Regions from separate parts of the Homo sapiens genome. Here region 1 is linked to region 2. The links are chromatin loops, found by intact Hi-C in ENCODE. Cell type or tissue: dorsolateral prefrontal cortex. All regions are shown on one strand.

Region 1 (5,000 bases), 120 kb before region 2:
TTTATTTTATTTTTCATATTTATTTATTTATTTATTTTTGAGATGGAGTCTCACTCTGTCACCCAGACTGGAGTGCAGAGGAGTGATCTCGGCTCACTGCAGCCTCTGCCTCCCAGGTTCAAGCGATTCTCCTGCCTCAGCCTCCCCAGGAGCTGGGACTAGAGGCGTGTACCACCATGCCTGGCTAATTTTTGTATTTTTTGGTAAAGACAGGGTTTCACCATATTGATCAGGCTGGTCTAGAATCCTGACCTCAAGTGATTCGCCCACCTCAGCCTCCCAGAGTGCTGGGATTACAGGCATGAGCCACCACACCCGGCCCTGAATTGCACACTTTAAAATGGTGATTTTTCTTTTTTCTTTTCTTTTTTTCTTTCCTTTTTTTTTTTTTTTTTTTTTTTTTTTTGAGATGGAGTCTCGCTCTTTTGCCCAGGCTGGAGTGCAGTGGTGCGATCTCGGCTCACTGCAACCTCTGCTTCCCAGGTTCAAGCGATTTTCCTCCCTCAGCCTACCGAGTAGCAGGCATGCACCCCCATGCTAGGCTAATTTTTTTATAAAATGGTGAATTTTTAATATGGAATTATATCTAAATAAAAGTGCTAAAACCCCAAAATGATATCAGATGTTGAATTGTAGGTAACATCTTATAATTTCTACTGGAATTTTAAGGCATAGTATCTAGAAATGATTTACATTGTAGCATAATTCAAGACTGATAACTCTCTAATCAGTACTTAAGAATTTATACTTTGAACCTTATGAAAAAATAAAGAAAAACAAGAATTTGTACGATATTTTCACTGTTTCAGGTAAGAGTGAGCCTGGAAGGAGTTGGGGAAGAACACACCAGCTTCAGCCTAAATTATTTTTCTCTATTTAATTTGCATATGTTTTTAGCAGGCATTTTAGTAGTCTCCAGTCCAGAAGACATATCATATTCCTCACCTGTGGGGAGCAAGAGTTGGGCAATTCTGAGTCAACATGGCATGCTCAGTTCCCACTGGGTAAATCCGGTAGAGACGGACACGGATATACACACACTCACACACACTCAGCAGAAAGGACTACTGTCCTAAAACTTCTGTTTGACATCAGGGCCCAAACAACATTAAGGCGGTACTCATCTAGTGTGTTAAAAAACAAAACAAAACAAAGCAAAACAAAACAAAAATAACCCTGTTTTTTCTCTGCAGTGGACACCATCTGGGCATCCTCTAACCCAATTCAATTCTGATGTTACCTACCTGGAGATAGCATTAGATCCCACAAGTTGCAGTCTCTGTCCCATAAGACTGTCCCCGCTTCAGACACCAGTGGCAAGTCTCGGCCTCTGGAACTTCTGACCAACCGGCTTCAGGTTAAGATTCCCAAAACCCCTTATTCAGGCTTCATTAATTTGCTAGAGTGGCTCACAAAACTCAGGGACACGTGTGTACTGGCTTATTATGAAGAATATTTTAAAAGATACAGGTAAGCAACCAGATGAAGAGATACATAGGGCAAGGTCTGAAAGTGTCCCGAGCACCGGAGCTCTCGTTCCTGTGGAGTTGGGGTGTACTGCCCTCCCGGCAAGCTGATGAGTTCTTGTTTACCTTCTTGCAGGCCTCCATGAGTTTACCTGTCCAGAGGCTCTCTGTGTCCCATCCCCTTGGGCCTTTTATCAAGATGTCATTAGATAGGCAGGGCTATCATGGACAACCATGTAAAAATGTGATTGAACAAAAAGGGTATAATCTAACACTATTAGACTGAGTAGGGAAACCCAGCAAGGCCTGACTATTCAGATTCTTCTTGGCCTCTCTGTGCAGCATTTCTTCATCCTGGGTATGGGGGAGGACCCCTTCTGAATTGGGGTCTTATTGAGGTAGAGACCCACAGGATTTATTTCCCTGGTCCTGACAGATTAAAGTGAAGAAACGCAAAAACCAGCAGATGGCGACAAAAGCGATCTCTAGCTGCTCTCATTGCTCATTAGTATAAGACGCTCCCACCCAGTGCCACAGTTTACAAAATGCCATGGCAATGGCCCAGAAGTTACTGCTCCTTTCCTAGAAAGTTCTAAATAACCTACCCTTCAATTTGCATTAACCCACTCCCTAATTTGTGTGTAATTGAAAGTGGGAATAAGTGAGTATAAATATAGTTGCCAAGAGCTCATATGTTGCTGATTCTGGGTGCACTGCCTTTGATTTAGCCCTGCTCCACAAAGAGCAGTACTGTTCAAAAACAGGTTGTTGCCCAACACCACTAGCTCACCCTTGATTTATTTTTCGGGGTGAAGCCAAGAAGCCTCCCTGGCTAAGCCCCAAATACGGGAGCTTCCCATTCCTGCATCATTATGACCTACAGTCAGACAAGGTAAATCGGAGAATTTACTTATGGCCACCTCCAAGACAGAAAGGCAGGGGAAAACTAGAGTATATTTTTAGTTTATGTGGTCTGCCTTGGAGAGAAAAAAGGAGTAGGTGAAAGGAGAGCAAGAGAAGGTCAGGGAGAGAAATTCTGTCTTTTGAGGCCTGCTTCTGAAGCCTGAAAGAGCCCCAACATACACGGAAAGACAGTCTTTTTTTTTTTTTTGAGACAGTTTTGCTGTGTCGCCCAGGCTAGAATGCAGTGGTGCGATCTCGCCTCACTGCAAGCTCTGCCTTTCGGGTTCACGTCATTCTCCTGCCTCAGCCTCCCAAGTAGCTGGGACTACAGGCGCCTGCCACTACACCCAGCTAATTTTTTGTACTTTTAGTAGAGATGGGTTTTCACCGTGTTAGCCAGGATGGTCTCGATCTCCTGACCTCATGATCCACCCGCCTCAGCCTCCCAAAGTGCTGGGATTACAGGTGTGAGCCACTGCGCCCGGCCAAGAAAGACAGTCTTTTATGTTTATGGTTCTGAAGCTGTTCCGAAACAAAAGGCCAAATACTTTAATCAAAGATATGCTGATTGTTCTAGCCACTTAGGAAATAACAAAGGCTATGGGAATTATGAGCCAAAAACCACAGATGAATATGTGTATCTCACAGTACCTGTAAGTATAAAATAAAGAAAGAGGTTTTATGCACACCTTTTTTTTTTTTTTTTTTCAGAGAGACCTGCCTCGGCCTCCCAAAGTGCTGGGATTATAGGCGTGAGCCACCACACCTAACCTTTATCCACTTTGTTAGGGACAGAGTGGGTCTCTGGCTCAACAAAAAGCCCAGATAAATCAATGGGGCTTTGGCATATTAGGTCAGCAGAAGGGAAAAGGCCAGTAGAAGGGACAGCAGTATGCAGTAAACATGGAAGTACCTAGGGGAGAAGGAAGGAGACACAAAAGTTGGAGGCACCTGTAAGCCAACTGGACTTGTTTCTGAATACAGTTTAGATAACCTGTAGACACATCTATGCCTGACGGTATTCAGAAATAAAATCAGTAAAACTTTCAACACGACAGCAGAGCATTAAACCAGGAGTAGAACTCTTCTGACATCAGGGCCCTGTGCCACAGCACAAGTCATATACCTATGAAACCTTCCCTGGCTGTGTGTGTTGGCTGATAACAACTTACATCTTTTTTCGGGAGGAGTGAGGGGACAAGGTCTCACTCTGTTGTCCAGGCTGGAGTGCAGTGGTGCTGTCATAGCTCACTGTAGCCTTGACCTCCCGGGCTCAAGCAATTCTCCCTCCTTAGCTTCTCAAGTAGGCGGGACCAAAGTTGCGTGCCACCACACCCAGCTAAATTTGTGTGTGTGTATGCGTGTGTGTGTGTGTGTGTGTGTGTGTGTGTGTATGGAGATGGGGTTCTCCCTATGTTGCCCAGGCTGGTCTCAAACTCCTGGGCTCAAGCAATCCTCCTACCTCAGCCCCCCAAATTGCTGGGATTACAGGCCTGAGCCATACAACTCACATTTTACCTCTTCTCCAGGGAATTGTTCTCTGCCAAATGGGAGCCACCTTGCTCCAGAGACTATGCTCTGCTCCACCTACAGACTTTGATCTGTGACTGACGCTGAGCTACAAAAAGCCAGTGACTTACTGTCAACGTGGGATGACTTGTGTGTGCTTCAGAGTTTTCAGGTGCGATTAACTAAACTTAATCTCTAGTTAAACCCCATTCTTCATCACTGCCCTGCTCCCCAGCCCTGTCCTGCTGCCTTTACTTCCTTTAACCTGAGAGAGCATTACAAGAAACTACATTCATAAGGATCTCTGTTCCAAGTTCTGCTTCTAGGGAGCCCGACCTAAAATAGGAAGGGTCTCTTTATAGAAATATTTCAGCTAAAATCCCAAAAAGAGGAAAACAGAAAGAGTCTTTGCTTTCCCTTGGACAAACTTGAATTGAAATTGAACCCAAATTCCAGGATGCTTTTCTAGAATTAGTTACCATCTTATAGGAACCACAGAGTAAAGAGATAATGTGTTAATGACACCACTGAGATCCAGACTGTAGGAAAATACAGAACAAATGACTATTTCATCAATAATTAAAGAAAAAATTAAAAAATGAAAACCCACAGATTAAAAGAAATTTAGGAAATTTGGCAACCAATCAAAATGCGCATATCTTATTTGTATCTTGATTCAAACAAACTGTTAAAAAAAACTATAATACAATTGGGTATTTGAACACAGATTAGACATAAAATGATATTAAGGAATTGTGAATTATTAAATGTGACAACAGTATTGTGGTTATATGCTAAAAAGAAGAAAACCCTTATCTTGTAGATACATACTTTGAAATATTTATGCCTAAAGTGATATTATGTCTAGAATTTGCTTCAGAAATAATTTTAAGGTTGGGAAGCGGGTAAGATAAAGACGAAATAAGATTGGCCATGAGTTGTTAACTGTGGAATCTGAGTGAGGACTAGTACATGGGGTTTGCATTATACTATTCCATTTTTCCAAATGTTCGAAATTTTCCATTAAAGTTAAGATAAAGTTAAACTATAAAGACTGTTTCTTAAACAAAAAAGGGGCCGGGCGCTCACGCCTGTAATCCCAGCACTTTGGGAGGCCGAGGC
Region 2 (5,000 bases):
GGGTGTATGGTGAGGGTTGTGGGGGGTGGCTGCTGGTGTAGTTCCTGGAGTTCAAAGGCCAGAGAACCTGGAGTTATGATGTCCATGGGCAGCAGAAGAAGATTTTCCTAACTCCAGTAGAGAAATGGTGAAAATTCACCTTTCCTCCACCTTTTTGTTCCATTGGTCCTTCAGCCGGTTAGATGGTGCCCACTCACATTGAGGCTGCCCTCTTCCCCCACTCAATCCACCAATTCACATGTAAATCTCCTCTGGAAATACCCTCACAGACACACCTGAGGAAGCCCAATCATTTTAATCGAAAGCAAAATCACCTAGGTTTCCCTTTGAGCAGAAGAGAGACTGGCTCAGTGCCCACTGAAGCACTGAGAATAAATAATGCTTTAACAGCTATCTGAGTAACCCTTAATCTAGTCAAGCTGACACCCAAAGTCAACCACTACACTCTTCTTTTTTAGCGGGCATGCTTAGGCAATTAATGTTTGATGTAATGATTAATACAATTGGATTTAAAACTAGTATTTTGCTATTTGCTTGCAGATGTCCCATCTTATTATTGTTCCTTTTTACCCTTTTTTCATGCCTTATTAAAAATTAATTGAGATGTGAGGAGCTAGATGTCAGCAAAATGGCAGAACAGGACTTTCCTGCACTCATCCTCCCACAGAAACATAATCTGAACAACTATCTGGGCACAAAAATAATTTCGCAAGAGCTAAGGAAACCAGTTGGCAGATTACAGCACCTGGGTATAGAACAGAAATAAGAAAAAAACACATTGAAAAGGATAGGAAGGAAAGTTTTACATTACCCACATCACCCCTTCCTGAACCCCAGGCTGCACAGCTTGGAGGTACCATCCACTTGGGGGAAGGAGAAGGAAGTGAACACCAGACTTTTTCTTGGATCCCAACACTAGGCCCATCCCAGTAATACCCAGCACTGGACCCGCCCCCATGGTCCCAGACTCTAGGCCAGTACCTGCAGACTGAGCCTCCAGGCCTGCTTTAGCACTAGTCTGGATCCCACAGCCCCAGGCTCCAGGCCTGCTCTAAAAACTCAGTGTCTAGGCCTGCCCCACTGCCAAACTGACCCCCTGGGCTGCAGGCTTCAGCTTCACCCACCTCCCCCATCCCTGGTGCCAGACCTGCCCCCACATATTTAGGCTTCAGGCTGCCTTGGTACTTGTCAGTCATGTATTAAATGTTTTACACATATTAAATATGTAATTTAGTCCTGAAAACTCTGTGAGATACTTCAAACTATTAGCCTCATTTTATAGATGAAGCACAGAGAAGTTGCAGTATCCAAGTTTTACATTCAAGTTTATACAAAAGCTAAGTAAGTACAATTAATTCAAACTAGGATTTGTCCAATGCCATTCTTCTTACTAATATGCAAAGTCTTCAACACCCGAATCCTTCAGCCATTTTATAACTCTGAGTCTAACCATCTGCATGAAAAGCTGTTCACAGAGGATTCAGGAATTTTTCTCCCCACAAACGAATTTTTTGCCTCTATCACAACTAGTCATTCCTTAATAACTGTGACAATGATGCTCTACTGTTTTTAAGACTTTTTTCTGACCACTGAACTTTTTTCTGGAGTCATTTATATCAAACTGATTAGTGGTAACTTTATATTCATAATGAGCTGCAATCTTCCTAAAAACAACTTATGAGAAGTTTACACATCTCCCTTTCTATTGCATATATTTCAAGCTAACAAATCAAGAGCAAATCTACTTAGACAAGTACCCAAATCCTTAGCAACAAAAAGTTTAGTGTGTTGGGTGGCTAAATGTGACTAATTTTTGTTAGTACTACAAGTAGCTTTCAATACATCAGTATGGCTAAATAAGGTCATGGAAAACATAAATAGGATGGAGATGTCTAGGGAAAATGAAAAACTATTCTTTTCTGAATGAGAGTGTTGAAAAAAGTTGGGATATTAGGGGTACAGTATTGAAGAAAAAAGGGTTATGTGTATGGTATAAACTGGAAGAAAGAGGGCATGATACTGAGCTCAAACTAGTTAAAATTTGTGACTTACAGTTGCGATCTGGAAATCTAAGGGCAAGGTGCTGTAGGATTATGGTCTCAGTGACTCACCTAATGGAAGGACCTCACATGCCCGGGAGCCCCTCAAAAGAGTAGGTTCCAACTGACCTGTACATCTTAAACTTCAAAAAATATGTCTGCCTAAAGGGTCTATATTTATATTATGACTTCAGCAGCAGAAACAGGTGGCTGGCCTTTTTATCCTCCTATCTGGAATCTTTTTCCAAATGTACATATCTTTATCATATTTCTGATTATTAAAAGTATATAATAAGTTTATGGAAAAATTGGAAAAGAATAAGAAATTATCAAAACAAAAGTAAGAAGCACAATCCAAATCATTACCTCCTTTCCTAATTCACCCCATTCCCTCCAATCTGGTTTCAAGGATTGGACTCCAAGGGAAATGATGGCTATTAGTGGCTGAGAGGCGATTGGATGGAGGAGACTGCCACTTTTCTTTTCTTGTAGCTTAGAAAAGGATAAGTAATCCTCCCTCTCAGCACAACCACAAAAAAAGTAACAATGGTTAATATAACTTTGGGAAAATGCAGCCCCTCCCTGGTAATCAGAGAAAGGCAAATTCTGACCACAGGGAGAAGGCGCCACTTTTGACCTCTGGAATTAGCAAAGACAAAAATGAGTGACAGGGCCTGGTGTGGTGTGGGGTGGGAGGTTGGTAAGCCGGTCCACTTCTGCAGCGCTGCTGGTGGGAGGGGAAAGTGGGGACCAGAGATGGGGGATGACATAATCCTCACGTGATCAGGAGCTGACGTGAACCGAAGTCCTTATATTCCCGGGCTTCTTTCTCCTCTGGGTACCAGCTCCTTACTGCCCTGCAGACAAGCGTGCCGTGCGTGCTTGTGGCCAAGGGAAGGAAGAGGTAAATTCCTTAAATCCCAGCAGGTTGGAGTGAAGGAACCACTGGACCCCCGGGGTCAGTAGTGGGTGAATCTAATGACTGGAATAGGTCCAGACTTGCTTTCCCAAAACCGCTGCAAAATCGTCGGAGATAATTGTATCTTTTGCAGGGGGAAGCAAGGGGGTAGGTCGAAATCTTTTGAGAGACACCTAGAGATTTAGTGACAGCTTTGAAATAATCGGCTTCTCTCACCCTGGCATGCTTTCTTTTTATCCTTCTCCTCATCTTTCTCCAATTTTGTTAAGAGAAAATTTTAGGCCTGGGGTATGTGTTGGTGTGTGGAGAAAGGCTGAAATCCCGGGATGGAGACAACAGAAATTTAGAGATCATTTGAAAATAGTTCACCTCACTCAATGCCGGCCTGTGGTGGTGGGGTGGGGCGCGGGACGGGGCGAAGGAGGGAGACGCGGGCCTTGCAAGGCCCAGGCCTGAGGGTGAGGAGTGGGGAGTGGAAACGGAAATCCTGAAGGAAAGGATACAGACAGGAAGGAGGGGCCAGGAGGTAGAAATCCGGGGGGCGATGACGGTGATGATGAGAATCCCAGGTTCAAAATAATAACGTCTGTCTTGTCTCTGGAGCTGGTTGATCCACAGATAGCTCCTTCCTCCCCGCCCCTTCCTTTTTGTTTGGAGGTCCCAGGATCTGTGTTCACAGACATCTGGGGGAAGAAAAGGAGCAGGAAACTACCCCGCACAGGTCAGTATGAGAGAGGCACTTAGACTGAGATCTCTGAGGATAGGAGTCGGGAAGGGGCAAAAGCTAGGCGAAATTTGCGGCTTCGCAGTCCATCTCCTTTTCTGCTCCGCCTCTCCTGCCTATTGGAGAGGCCATTAGCTTTGTCTGCTGGGGAAACGGTGGGTTCCTGAGGTGGGAGGGGAGAAAAGGGGGAGATGAGAGGGTGGAGGGAACTGCCGCAGACTTATGAGGTCTGGACCTGTGGGGCAGAGATGGGAAAGTATCTTGCCTCAGAGAGAAACTGACAATCGTGATTCAAAAGTAATGAAGCAATTTGTCTTTACATTTTCTCCCTAGAGTTAAGCAGGAAACAACAACAACATCATGCAAAAACCCTGCAAAGAAAACGAAGGAAAGCCAAAGTGCAGCGTGCCAAAGAGGGAGGAAAAACGCCCGTATGGAGAATTTGAACGCCAGCAAACAGAAGGGAATTTTAGACAGAGGCTGCTTCAGTCTCTCGAAGAATTTAAAGAGGACATAGACTATAGGCATTTTAAAGATGAAGAAATGACAAGGGAGGGAGATGAGATGGAAAGGTGTTTGGAAGAGATAAGGGGTCTGAGAAAGAAATTTAGGGCTCTGCATTCTAACCATAGGCATTCTCGGGACCGTCCTTATCCCATTTAATTAATTTCTCTGACAATTCAATTATTTTCTGTTATTAATGTTGCCACTGCTTTCTGTTTGTCTGCACTTTCTTGATAAATATTTGCTATCGTTTTACTCCAGTCATTCGATGTTGCTGAGATTTACATATGACTCTTGTCAACATCTCATCTTTTGACCCAATCTTATTCATTTAATAAGAGGTCTCATTCATTTGCATGGAAAAATGCTCATTGTATATTGCAAAGTGAAAATAACGAGTTGCAAAACAGTGTATACATATATGTGTGTATATATGTACACTTTATTTGTACATTTCTATGTGACATAATGCAAAGGAAAGTGTCTGATTTTATTATACACCAAAGGTTAACAGTGAATCTCTGTGTGATCTCTTTTTTTTTCTTTTTGCCTATCTGCATCTTCTCACTTGCCAAAAAATGAATATATGTTTATGTGTGTATATTACTTGTGTCACAAAAAACCCTAAAGTAGACAGTAAAAGAACTTGTCAATCGCCTTTGGAAGGCAATGAAACACTTAATAAACTCTCAATAACAGAAGCGTAAAAATGAAATGTAAACCTCCAATTACCTCTGGATCTCTTAGCCAGAGTAATAAACTGGTAATTATTACAGATACACACGTTTAAGACTCAGTCTTTTCATAGGGAAAA

Evidence for each region. Peaks named below come from ENCODE experiments on the same cell type or tissue, not always from the same donor. Only the 100,000 strongest peaks of a DNase experiment are listed, where the experiment ranks them.
Region 1: it touches region 2 in a loop (2.4-fold over the local background); 16 of 110 quality-filtered maps call a loop at or near these places.

The regions. Positions count from the first base shown.
Region 1 is chrX:103,209,269-103,214,268 of GRCh38, forward strand. No RefSeq gene overlaps it. Among named protein-coding and RNA genes, the nearest start is that of BEX4, 3.3 kb to the right of the region's middle. RefSeq lists a cis regulatory region at 1,811-2,094. In dorsolateral prefrontal cortex, CTCF peaks have their summits at 1,939 (motif pointing right) and 2,139; a DNase peak (open chromatin) is centred at 1,953; H3K27me3 peaks cover 4,079 bases.
Region 2 is chrX:103,327,362-103,332,361 of GRCh38, forward strand. TCEAL7 (transcription elongation factor A like 7) reads left to right here and starts at 2,878. Exons shown (of 3, transcript NM_152278.5): 1 at 2,878-2,943; 2 at 3,562-3,679; 3 at 4,016-4,965. The coding sequence starts at 4,043. The coding sequence ends at 4,345. RefSeq lists an enhancer at 3,394-3,893. In dorsolateral prefrontal cortex, no CTCF peak of the experiment used is centred here; a DNase peak (open chromatin) is centred at 2,830; H3K4me3 peaks cover 2,352 bases; H3K27ac peaks cover 2,325 bases; H3K27me3 peaks cover 4,874 bases.